2 separate regions of the Mus musculus genome follow, and region 1 is linked to region 2. Evidence: chromatin contacts called from ENCODE Hi-C or POLR2A ChIA-PET data. All regions are on one chromosome and are shown on one strand. Each heading gives the region's core, a stretch centred on a gene start or an enhancer-like site at or near the end of the contact. The rest is flanking DNA. Distances are from core to core; before and after follow the strand shown. Region 1 holds the start of Slc22a4 (solute carrier family 22 (organic cation transporter), member 4). Region 2 holds the start of A430108G06Rik (RIKEN cDNA A430108G06 gene).

Region 1 (5,792 bases), core at 956-3,455, 460 kb before region 2:
TGGGAGGATCCCTGGGCCCAGAGGCGTTTAAGACCTGCCTGTACATTTTAGCAAGATCTATATCTACACAGTTGCTAGAATGCCTACCCAGCACTCACAAAGCCAAGTGTTGCATAAGCCAGGCGTGGGGGTGCACATTAAGAATGCTTTAAGAGCATTACTATTTTAATGCTAGTCAAATATTATTTAATAATTTAGTTGGTTAATATTAGTCTTTAACAAGTGTAATGATACGTTTAGTGTTATTAAAAATGCTAAAAACATTTTTTTGTTGTTGTTCGTTTGTTTTTGTAACGTTTTTGGTTTTTGGTTTTTTTTGGTTTTTTTTTTTTGTTTTGTTTTTTTTTTTTGACACATGGTCTTACCATAGCTCAGGTTGGTCTTGAACTTAAAATCATCCTACTTTGACCTACCCATTGCTGGGATTATAGGTATATACTACATGTTTGACATCAGTGCCAACATTTTGAGGCAGATGGCACTGCTCATTCATTGGACCTCAGGTTCCAAGAGGGTTCCTGTGCATGGCGTGGGCACTGACCCTGCAGCCTGCCAAGGCCCAGCTCAATTCTGTGTCTTGTGGTGACTTCATCTTCATTCTGTGTGGTGGCTTCATCTTCTTTGCTCACTCTCCTCAGTCCTTCAGTCTTGTTCTTTGGGAATCATTCTTCAAAAAATAAACAGCTAGTTCTTGACTCTGTTTATGTTTGTTAGTAATTTGAAGTGGAAGAACAGAACCTAAGTGAGATTCCGACCACAACACACCACCACTCAAGCATTTCAGAAGTAAAGAAACCCTGCGAGTACTCTCACTGGATTAATAAGCACGGATCCAGGCACAGAAGTGCACAGCTTTAATCCCAGCACTTGGGAGGCAGAGACAGGCAGAGCTAGCTCTGTGAGTCAAGACCAGCCAGGTCTACATAGCAAGTTCCAGGACAGCCAGGGCTACATCCGAAGACCCTGTCTCAAACGAACAAAAGTAAAAAGCTAGTGTCCTGGCATACTAGGAGATGCGGCTTAAATGACAGGAAAAGAAATGTAAGTTACTGGTGGGAAGTCAGCCTAACAGTAGGACTCATGGGGGAAACTAACAAAAACAAAGAAAAAAGCAGAAGTCTCCTTCAGTTCCTTGCCAGAGTCTGATGAGACAACCCGGTTTGTGCAAAGTGTTGGGCTACTCAGCCTTACAGTCTCTCCAGGCCTGTGGATCCCAGGCTAGGGGAGCCCAGCTCTAGCTTGGGCTAGCTTGTACACTGTGCCCAGGACCTTAGATGTGAATACTGAGCAGAGAGAGAAAAAAGGCAATCCCGCTTTTGGTTACCCTGCCAGTTCTGAGGGCCAAATCTCACCAGTTTGTCCTCTCTCTGTCCCTTCCTCCCTCTGTTCCTAGACTAGAATGGGCCTTTCTGCAAATAGCCTTTCAGTCCAAGAAGGCTTTGGCACCGTGCCGCAATAAAGGACTCCGGGTGCCCCGAGAGTGCAAAAGGACAAACACCGAGCCCAGGCGTGGTGACTCCTCTATGCTCCCTCAGTGGGCCGACTTCCCTCTGGTGTCTCTATAAAGGCCACAGGGAATCTTTCGAAAGGACACTAGAACGACTCAGGGGCCCGTGATCCAGCCCTTCTAATCCAGGGCGCGCCTCTGACTCAGCATGACCTCGCACATCCTTTTCTGGCTCCAGGTCCACAGTCGCCTCTTTGCAAGGTGAGGATCCTGCTTTTCCAAGGACGCTTCTCGGGCCGCCGCCGTCCCGTGATGGACTACGGCCATGCTAAGGTTCATAAGTGAGTTCCCACGCTGGTGTGTGTGAAGAGGTGGCGCTCCTGTCCCCCACACAGGTCTCTTGGGAGCGCAGACTTGATTAACTGACCGGTCCGCCTGCTCATAATCCAGGCTGGGATTGTGGAGCAACGAACTCCTGCTCCGGGCTAGGCCTGGCTTTCGGGACGCTCCTCCCTGTCGCTCTCCCTCCCACGTGGGGCCGAGAAAGCCGGAGCTCCTAGCTGCACGCGCGTTGTCCGGCCGATTCCGGGCGGGAGGCCTGCGTGGAAGGCCGCTGGGTGCAAGGAACGGAGCAGGAGGCTGAGCCGGCCCGAGAGCTCCGCCCAGATCGGTGGAGTGCAGTGGCCTTTCGCTGCCTAGCCGCACGGGGGTGTGGTCCAGAGGACTCGGCTTCCCGGCGCTCCGCGCCAACCCCTGGGAGTTTTGCAGCACCCACGGCGTGTTTGCACGCAGCCACCTAGGAAGATCCCCTCAGCGCGCCGCAATCGCTGAATCCTTTCTCTCCACCCACCTCCCTCACGCAAGCTGAGGAGGAGAGGTGGAAACATGCGGGACTACGACGAGGTGATCGCCTTCCTGGGCGAGTGGGGGCCCTTCCAGCGCCTCATCTTCTTTCTGCTCAGCGCCAGCATCATCCCCAATGGCTTCAATGGTATGTCAGTCGTGTTCCTGGCGGGGACCCCCGAGCACCGTTGCCTGGTTCCTGACACTGTGAACCTGAGCAGCTCCTGGCGCAACCACAGCATCCCCTTGGAGACGAAGGACGGACGACAGGTGCCTCAGAGCTGCCGCCGCTACCGACTGGCCACCATCGCCAACTTCTCTGCGATGGGGCTGGAGCCAGGACAGGACGTGGATCTGGAGCAGCTGGAGCAGGAGAGCTGCCTGGATGGCTGGGAGTACGACAAGGACATCTTCCTGTCCACCATCGTGACAGAGGTAGGTGGTAGTGCTGGAGCTGGACATTGGGAATGGAGACTCCGTTGCATCCGTGCCCCCAACAGCCCCTGACAGTGCCTGGGTCAGTGTCACCTACTGTCTCAAAACTTCCAGGCACAGAGTGGGGTTGTGAGTGTATTCTCAGCGCACACTCAGAGCTGATGAATTTCTGTGTGGCATGGAGGGGATGAAAAAAAGAGAGTGTTGTCATCAACTGCCTTTTCCTTTCTGAGTTTCACAACAGAGTTTCCCAAGAGCCCTGGTGCTTCCCTGGGCAGGCCAAACCAGACTGTCTTGATTTATAGTCATAGCTATTTCCTTGCTACAGAGAATGGCTACAGTGGTCTGTTGATGGACACAAGGAAGGGTCTTGAGACAGAAGGGCCTCTATGTCGAGGCCCCCACTTTCTCGAAAAAGAGGCAGCAGCCCCTTCCTTGACACTGGTTGGATGTAAGGAGTCAAAACTAGAACCTGGCCTTTGGACACTCAAGGAAAGACCCGTACTTCTGAGGGAAGTGTAAGCTGGTGATCAAGGCTCCAGCTGAGCCCACTGCCTTACCTCTAAGTGATCAGGGAATAGGTTCCCCAAGTCACCAGAGTCTGAATGTGGACCTACTACTCCCTCTTAGTTTCCTGCTGCGTATTTGCTGAGGACCAGGTCATAACAGATAAGACAAGCACTGTTTCTGGCAAGAGCATCACCCAGAACTGATTACCTGCTGTTGGTCAAGCTGGTAGAAAATCTGCCTTCCCACCATTGCTGCTTCTGGTCTGTCTTTTTTTTTCCCTAGGCTGGTTAAACAAAAAACCAACTAGGTTCCTCCCAATGAGATCTCTGGGAACAACAGCCTCAATTTCTTATCTCTTTCCCTCAGCACTACAGAGCAGTCAACAGAAAATGTGTCTGGCCCCAGGGTGTAGACAGCTAGGGTGTGGGTCCCACCTGCAGAGCTCTGATGCCTGTGGGCATGCCAGCTGTGTTGTTAGGAGAGCTGATGTCAGCCCTACTTAGCTGTTGGCCTTCAGGAGCCAAAAATTCAAATCATAGCTTGTTTTATGTGTGACTTTGGGTAAATAAACTCCTTTCTCTTTGTGGAATAACTAGATCTGGATAGACTGCGGGAAGGAGTGTGAAGCAAATCTGGAGCTAAGAGACAGTCCTATCTAGCCAAGAATGTGACTGGTTCTGGGAATAAGAGCCCTGTTGATACCGTAGGTGGCATTCAGGGAAGGGTAAGAGACCAGAACTGCCTCTAGGACCAGCCAGCTTCTGGGTATTCTGAAATGTTGACTGTATTTTGAGAACTGTGGAAATAGCAAACCTAGGGTGTATGTTTTTATTTTCTTCTTTTGAGACAAGGCCACAGGATATCGTCTTGTCTAGCCTGTAACTCAGTGCATCACCAAGGCAGAATGGCTTTGAACTCACAGGGATCCTCTTGCCTCTGCCTCCTAAAGAGAACTACAGATGAATATCAACTCTCCAAACCCCTTGTTCTTAGAGTTTGCTCTAGCTGCTATGGAAAGCAAGATTGGGAGAAAGCTATGGAAGTCACTATTACAAAAGAACACCTAGTCAAGGGTGGCAGCTGTGGAGGAGGCAGGGCTCATGGAGAGTGACAGCCTCTGGGTCCCTCACACTAGCACCCTGACTATCTTGGGTCCTGGTTGGCTGTGCCTCTCCAGGTGTGATCCTTTAGCAAGAACTCAGAAAACTTATGCTGGCCCGGTGACATCTAAGCCTGGGAGTTCATCCTTCAGATCTGGAATTTCCCTGCATCTAAGTTGGGAGGTTGGACCCACTGGCTGCAACCTTCACAAACAGCGAGTCTAACCTGGCTGTGGTCCTCCTCCTCCTGGATGATTTGTTTGCCTGAGAATATAAAGGGCAGAGGGACTACCAGCTCCTGAGTCCATAGGTGCCCCAACATGCTGTACCAAGGGGCCTATGTGACTCTTGTCCCAAATGCTCATGTGTGCACACTATGACTTGCTTTGCTTGGCAGCCTTTCTCTTCCTTGCTTGCTTTTTTGGGTCAGTGGGAATTAAAAGGCAAAGGGCATGGGTAGCTGGAAAGAGAAGGGAAGGAAGCAAGAAGCGAGATGAGTAGGGTGGGGTGGCTCCCTGGGGGGACTGGGTAGTAACTCAGAGTCTGGGTGGCAACTAAGCAAAACAGAAGCAAAACAAGTATTGAGGAGAATGTGGAGAAGATGGAAGCCCCGTGCATTACCAGTGGGAAGGTGCCACTCAATTTCAGTTACTGCAACAAATGCCCGACACAAGCAATTTATAAAGAGACAAGGTTCCAGCCTATGATCAAGTGGCTCTGTTGCTTTGGGGCCTATTCTGAGGCTGCACATCCTGAACGGGAGTGTGTGCTAAGAGCAAAGTAGCTTTCCTCGTGGAGAAGACATGTGAGAGAGAGGAAGAGGAAGAGGCCAGGGTCCTAAAATCCCCTTCAAGAGACTTCACTTCCTTCCAGTGGGCCTCACCTCTTAAAGTGCCCACCACCCCACAACAGCTTTAAGCTAGGAGCCAAGCTGTCAATAAACGTCTTTAGGTGATGCCTGAGCCCCTCCCCCATACATACATTACCAGGACTCTGAGGACAAGACATGCATCAGAACCCATGCTGACTTAGCCAGTGACCTCATCCTTGCAGGCTGAGCGCAGGGCCCCTGATAGGTCCCTACACCCCGACTGACAAGGACGGAAGACCCATCCTCAGAACATATCCACTGCCTAGTCCTCCAGCACCCTGACATCCTCCAGAAGACAAAAGCCCATCCAAACTGTCCCAGGTCCTCTCCACAGGACAGGGTCAGCCCAGAGAAATGCCTTTCACGGATGCCAGGAGATAGGAATCTGGTATCTGGATTGTGACTCACAGGCATATACCTGTTCCTGTGTGCTGTGTTCTGCATGTAAGGTTTCCTTCCTTAGGGGCTGTGTGTGAGGTTCAAGCCATTTATCCTGTGTAGTAAGAACCTAATTTCCTACCCTTATTTTAAAATAATTTCTCATTCAAAGAAGAGTTGTTAAAATAGCACAGAATATTTACATACA
Region 2 (5,846 bases), core at 2,935-5,434:
CATGGTGGCTCACAAATCCAAAGCCTTCTTATGACCTCGGAGGGCACCAGGCACGCACATGGTCCACATACTTACAGGCAAACACTTACTCATACACATATATAAGAATAAATACATCTTTTTTTTTTTCTCAAGTCACGAAGTTACTGATGAAGTCAGGTAAGTTCAAAACATTACACAAAGAGAAAGAAAACTGCTTTTTAAAAGGTAGCATTTTATGGGCTGGAGAGGTGGCTCAGTAGTTAAGAGCAGTGGCTGCTCTCTTGAGGCCCCAGGTTGGATTCTCAGCACCAGCACCTACATGGTGGCTCAAAACCCTGGAACTCCAGTCCCAGGACTGCCCACCCTCTCTGACCTCCACTGTAAGCATATGGAACAAGCACAGACCTACATGAAGGCAATATACTCCTACACATAAGATGGCATTTCGTGGCATCATTTAAATGCGTTTTCAAAAGGACAAAACTACAGTGACGCCATGGCAGGTCAATGGACGCAGGTGGGAGCTGCAAGAGGGTGGAAAGGAGCGCTGCAGGGTGATATTAGTGTTCTAGAACAGGACCTGGGTGAGGCCTCACAACCGTCTATGTTACCATAGCTCATCAAGCCATAGCTGCGATACGTAAACTACCGATTTTACCGGGCATTACTTATGCAACAATAAAAGCAAGCTGCACAGTCACTCACCATTGTAGCCTTCCAGAACAGAATCAATAATTGGTCTTGCAGTTAAGTTATACACATCAAGTTGTTTACTTTCTGGTCCAAAAACAGTATCGAAAGTAAATGTCTTTGGAGGTTCGTTGGAGGAATCGGTCTTATGGACGGTGATAGTTCCCCTCATTTCATCCACGCTGACGGCCTGTCTATAGCACATTGACTTCTCTCTCTCATTGAGAGGCCGGCACCTAACCACCACCTTCACATTATCGCAGCTTTCCGGCTTCTCCGACTTATTGATCTGGTGGAGACAGTGTTTACAAAGAGTGAGAAGAACATTCCTTTTGCTCTAAATATAGTTAGAAAAGTCTACTTTTCCACCTCAGCATCCCGGATGTGCTAAGACTTTACAAGCCTTCGATAAATGCAATTAAAGATCTCTACATATACAGAAAGGGTTTATAGGTATACAAATGGAGACTGTTTCTTTTGCAGTACAAAAGAGGGAAGAGAAAAACTCTAATTTACATCTGAAGCAAATGCTTCAAGTGGAGAAAATGAACTAGTTAGTATACAGGCATTAGCTCAACAGTCCACACAGCTGAAGTTCCTGCCTGAAAAAACAAACAAACAAACAAAAACAAACAAACAAACAAACAAACACGCGTGAAGTGGTTGACAAGCTTTATTAAGAATCTGAGGTCGGACTGGAGCGATGGCTCAGTGGCTAAGAGCACTGGCTGTTCTTCCAGAGGTCCTGAATTCAATTCCCAGCAAGCACATGGTGGCTCACAACCGTCTGTCATGGGATCCGATGCCCTCAGAAGATAGCTACAGTGTACTCATATAAATAAAATAAATAAATCTTTTAAAAAAAAAATCTATGAGGTGAAGCTGTGGTACATACCTTTGATACCAGAACTCCTGAACTCCTGGAGGCAGAGGCAGATGGATCTCTGTGAGTTTGTGACCAGCCTATATAATATAGTGAGACCTTGTCTCTTGCTCTCCCATGACATCTAATTTCATTTCCTAGAATGCATCTGTAAGATTTTTACCATGTGATACCTCCATATACGGCTTTCCTCTCCACCCAAGACAAGTTAAGGACGGAGAAGGCCAATGACATACAGAGAAAAATGTCTTATGAACGTTTATATGAAGTTTTGATTGTCAAAATTTTACATGACAAAGATCCTAGGACTGCCATGAATATGTTTCTCTCCAGTTTGGCCTTCATCACCCTAGGCTAGGTAGCATCACCTGGGCCTTCGTTCGTCGACTACCTACATTCGCTCCTGAATCTAATTAAACCACCCTTCCGTCTGCCCTCTTACACGATGGTGTAAACACAAATCAAATCACATTATTCCCCATGTAAAAATCTCCCCAGATGACAAGCCAAAAATGTTTAGGAGGTACAGAAAAGCCTCTAGGCTTTACCAAATACTCTTCCTCCTCTCAGAGTTTCGTGATCTCCTCTTCCCTGCGGACTTTCCTCGAGTCCTTCGGTCTAGAACATTCCTCATGCCCTTCTTCACTTAGGTGACATCTACTTATCCTTCAGTTTTCAGCTCAGCAGTTCCCATGGGAACACTTCTCTGACTAGGTCAAATGCTTTTTCTATTTAGTAGACTCTGAGAGAGAGCTTTTAAAGAATACATTTTGACTCTGGGTTGCTCCTTGACTGATGTCTGTCATGGTATATTCATCTGAGATTCAAACAAGGAATCAAGGGTCTGAATTCAACCCATAAAATCCTTTTATTTGCCTCAAAGTATTTTTGTTTTGTTCTGATACTGGGTCCCATGAAGCACGGGGCAGCCTAGAATTCTTTATGAAGCCAAGGATAGCTTTGAACTTGAGACAGGATTTCTATGTGTAGCCTTGGCTCTCCTGGAACTTACTCCATAGACCAGGCTGGCCTTGAACTCACAGAGATCCGTCAGCCTCTGCCTCCCAAGTGCTGGGTTTAAAGGTGCCACCACTGCCCGACCAGCCTTAAACTCTAAATCCTCCTCCCTCAACCTTTCAAAGTGTTGGCCAGCTGGCTCAAAGCATTTTTAAGTATTTTAGTCATCTGCTAAAACTGAGAAACTTCACAAATATAGCAATTTAAGTCTTTTGAAAACAAAAGTAGATCTGTTATCTGTAGGCCAGCATTCCTTTATGGAAACCTTTTCCAATTCACCAGATCCAATTTCTGCCATATGCAGATTACTCACTTCATTTATTAAGGCTGTCTTTTCTCTGTTAAATGTATATGGTTTTCACCTCTTCTCCAAAGTCAAAACTTTGGTAATGAGGCTGGAGAGATGGGCCAGTGGTTAAGAGCACTTACAGAGGACCTTACAGAGGACCTGGGCTGAGTTTCCAGCACCCACATGGCAGCTTACTACTGCTTTTAACTTCAGTTCCAAATAATTCCATGCACTCTTCTTCCTTCCCCTGGCACGTGGTGCACATACATACATACATGCAAACACTCATACACATAAAATAAAAATTGAATTAAAAACACCTAGCACAACCTTACCGCCTGCATAGTTAACATATATACGGCTAGTGCGCAATCTTTGTTGAATATTCATTATTCAATAAAGCAATAAATATAAACAAACACTGAGCATTTTGTGCTAAATGTCAAGCCCTGTCCTTCAAGTGTCCTGTGCATTAATTTATTTTGCCTTGATAAAAACCCCAAGAAGGAAAGTTTAAATGTGTAGGAACTAAGGGCCCAGACGCTGTAAATAACCATCGAAGGCCCCATAACCAATATATAATCTACCATGGCTCAAGTCTTCTCCAATGGGACTTACAACCACCCCCTTATTATGGCACGATAACAATCCGTGAAATCCTAGGAGGTAACCAAATCGCCACCGCATACTCGCACAAAGACACCTACAGGTTACATTCTGCACCATAAGCTAAGGTGCCCGCTCGGAATGACAGCTTATACCCAGGGAAGTAGGGGGCCAGAGCGTAGACTCTGGGGTTCCGAGCATCCGCAAGACCATGGTGGCCACGCGCAGCCACCAAGCCTCCACTGTCCGCGCGGTGCTTTTCTGTCTGGCAGAGCAGGCCTGGCGAGATGCAACGCGTTCCGGGGCAACTGGGCGGGTCCCGAGCGGCCCCCGATGCGTCCGGACCCCAGCCCCGCCGCCCCACCGCCCTTCTCCTCCAAGGCCTCCCGGCCTGGCCACCCTGCCCCGCCCGCCGCGCGCTTCTATGGCAACGGCCGCGCCCCCGAGCAGGGCCGACACGATGAGCCGAAGCCCCCGTGGCCGACTGTCCATCCTCACCGGCATGGTGGCCGCGTCCGGTGCTCCGCCAACGTCCCCACTCCGGATGCAGCCCAACAACACCGGGTTTGGGGGCGAGGCTGGCCACAGGCGACCGCAACACCTTAGCGCTCCAGAGACTGCGGCTCACACAGCTACAGAGGGCAGTGCGCAGGCGCACTCTGAGCTCGCCCCGCCCAATCTCGGGTGTCCTGGGCTCTTGAAGTACGCATGCGCAAGGCCTTTCCGCGTCCATCTCCATGGACGCTAGACTGGGGCAACGCCTGCGGGGTGCTGCCATCGCTCTGCTCTGTAAAGCTGGTTCATGTTGAGGCCACCAGGACATCTGACCCGCTCAGACTGCCAGGAGCTTCCGGCGCTGGCAGTGTCCCAAATATTGAAAACAACAGTGGACAATAGCGTACCAGATTCTGATGACTCCTTATTTTATGAGGAATATCAGGGGTTGGGTTCTGTTTATCTCTACTATCTGTCTGCACCAAAAGTTTGAATGAACAGGACCCTGATCCAGCCATATGAGGAGAGAGCGGAGACCAAGGAGACCAACAGGCCAGGAAGGTAAAGGGGGAAAAAAAGTGAAAATGACCAGCAGAGTCAAAATGGATGGATTATATAGGGAAGGACCCCAGAAGGGCAGCTCAGCACCTGGGCCGGAAGGTTCACGGGGTGGACTATGCCAGCCAACCCTGTAACAGGTAGGGACTGAGGGATGCTGGGAGCATCCAGGTCTGCTTTAATATGTGAAAAAGGCACCTCAACCATTTGTTGGGAGTTTGAGACCTAACTCAAAGGAGAAGCTCCGTCTAAATAGCCATTTGCCCAACAGAACTGCTTAGGGTTTCTCAGTTATGGGAGAGTTTGTTTTGTTTTTGGTTTGTCTTGGGGGGGGGGGTTTCTCACTGGATAGACCAGGATGACCTTGAGCTCACAGAGATCTTTTGACTCACGAGTGCTGGCATTAAAGGCATCTTCATCACACCCGGAAGTTATAGGAGAGTTTAAGTTGCAAGTAATTATAAAGTGTGTTCTGTGTTAACATTCAAAATGTTCATCTTGGGTCTGAAGAACTGGCTCAGCAGTTAAGAATGCATACTGATCTTGCAAAGGGCTGGAGTTAGGGTCCCAGCACTCAGGTCAGGCATTCACAACTGCAGCTCTAGGGGAATCCCATGCCCTCTTTTGGTCTCTGTGGGAACTGTACTCACATGCATATATCCACTCATAGAGACACACATATACTTAATTGTAAAAAAGTCTTCTTTTGCTGGGCAGTGGTGGCGCACCCCTTTAATCCCAGCACTTGGGAGGCAGAGGCAGGCGGATTTCTGAGTTTAAGGGCAGCCTGGTTGACAGAGTGAGTTCCAGGACAGCCATGGTTACACAGAGAAGCCCTGTCTCAAAAAAAAAGAAAAAAAAAGTCTTCTTTCAAAACTTCCTCTTCAATACATCACAGTTAGTCTTGACTATTAGAAACATGTTTTGTATTACTTCTCAAAGATGCTGAGTAGGAGAAGGTAAAATACCCATTTCTTATGGTCATGTAGACCACCATTGCACAGCTGTTGCTAATAAATGACAACCCCCTATCCTTTCATTACAGTTTTATACTTATTTATGTAAGTGTATGGTCCAATACGCATATGCCACAGCTCATATGTGTGGAGGTCAGAGAACACCTTTCAGGAGTTGGTCTCCTCTTCTTCTTTCCCTGTGTGACCTCACTGATGGAGCTGAGGTAGTCAGACTTAGTGGCAAGCACATCTACCCACTGAGCAATCTTGCTGGCCACTAAAGTTTTTGGTTTTTTTTTTTTTAAGATGTCTCTATTCTAAATGAGTCTTGAAGTGGAAAGTTCTGGTTTCCTTGGAAAGTTATGCCAAG

Evidence for each region. Hi-C counts contacts between places; a loop is a spot of excess contacts on that map. ChIA-PET counts read pairs that join two places held with the same protein, here RNA polymerase II (POLR2A).
Region 1: a map of v-Abl transformed pro-B cells shows a loop between it and region 2 (16-fold over the local background). The contact joins the promoter of Slc22a4 here to the promoter of A430108G06Rik in region 2. A Hi-C loop is called at or near these places in 7 of 37 maps with a recorded cell type or tissue (CH12.LX, T-helper 1 cell, T-helper 17 cell and 3 more). POLR2A ChIA-PET finds 5 or more read pairs at or near these places in 1 of 5 experiments (Patski).

Annotation. Positions count from the first base shown.
Region 1 is chr11:54,024,517-54,030,308 of GRCm38, reverse strand. It overlaps Slc22a4 (solute carrier family 22 (organic cation transporter), member 4), which reads left to right and starts at 2,205. Exons shown (of 10, transcript NM_019687.4): 1 at 2,205-2,725. The coding sequence starts at 2,333.
Region 2 is chr11:53,565,651-53,571,496 of GRCm38, reverse strand. It overlaps A430108G06Rik (RIKEN cDNA A430108G06 gene), which reads left to right and starts at 4,184. Exons shown (of 2, transcript NR_168001.1): 1 at 4,184-4,660; 2 at 5,783-5,846. Kif3a (kinesin family member 3A) reads right to left here and starts at 4,128. Exons shown (of 18, transcript NM_008443.4): 1 at 3,966-4,128; 2 at 688-961. The coding sequence starts at 3,971.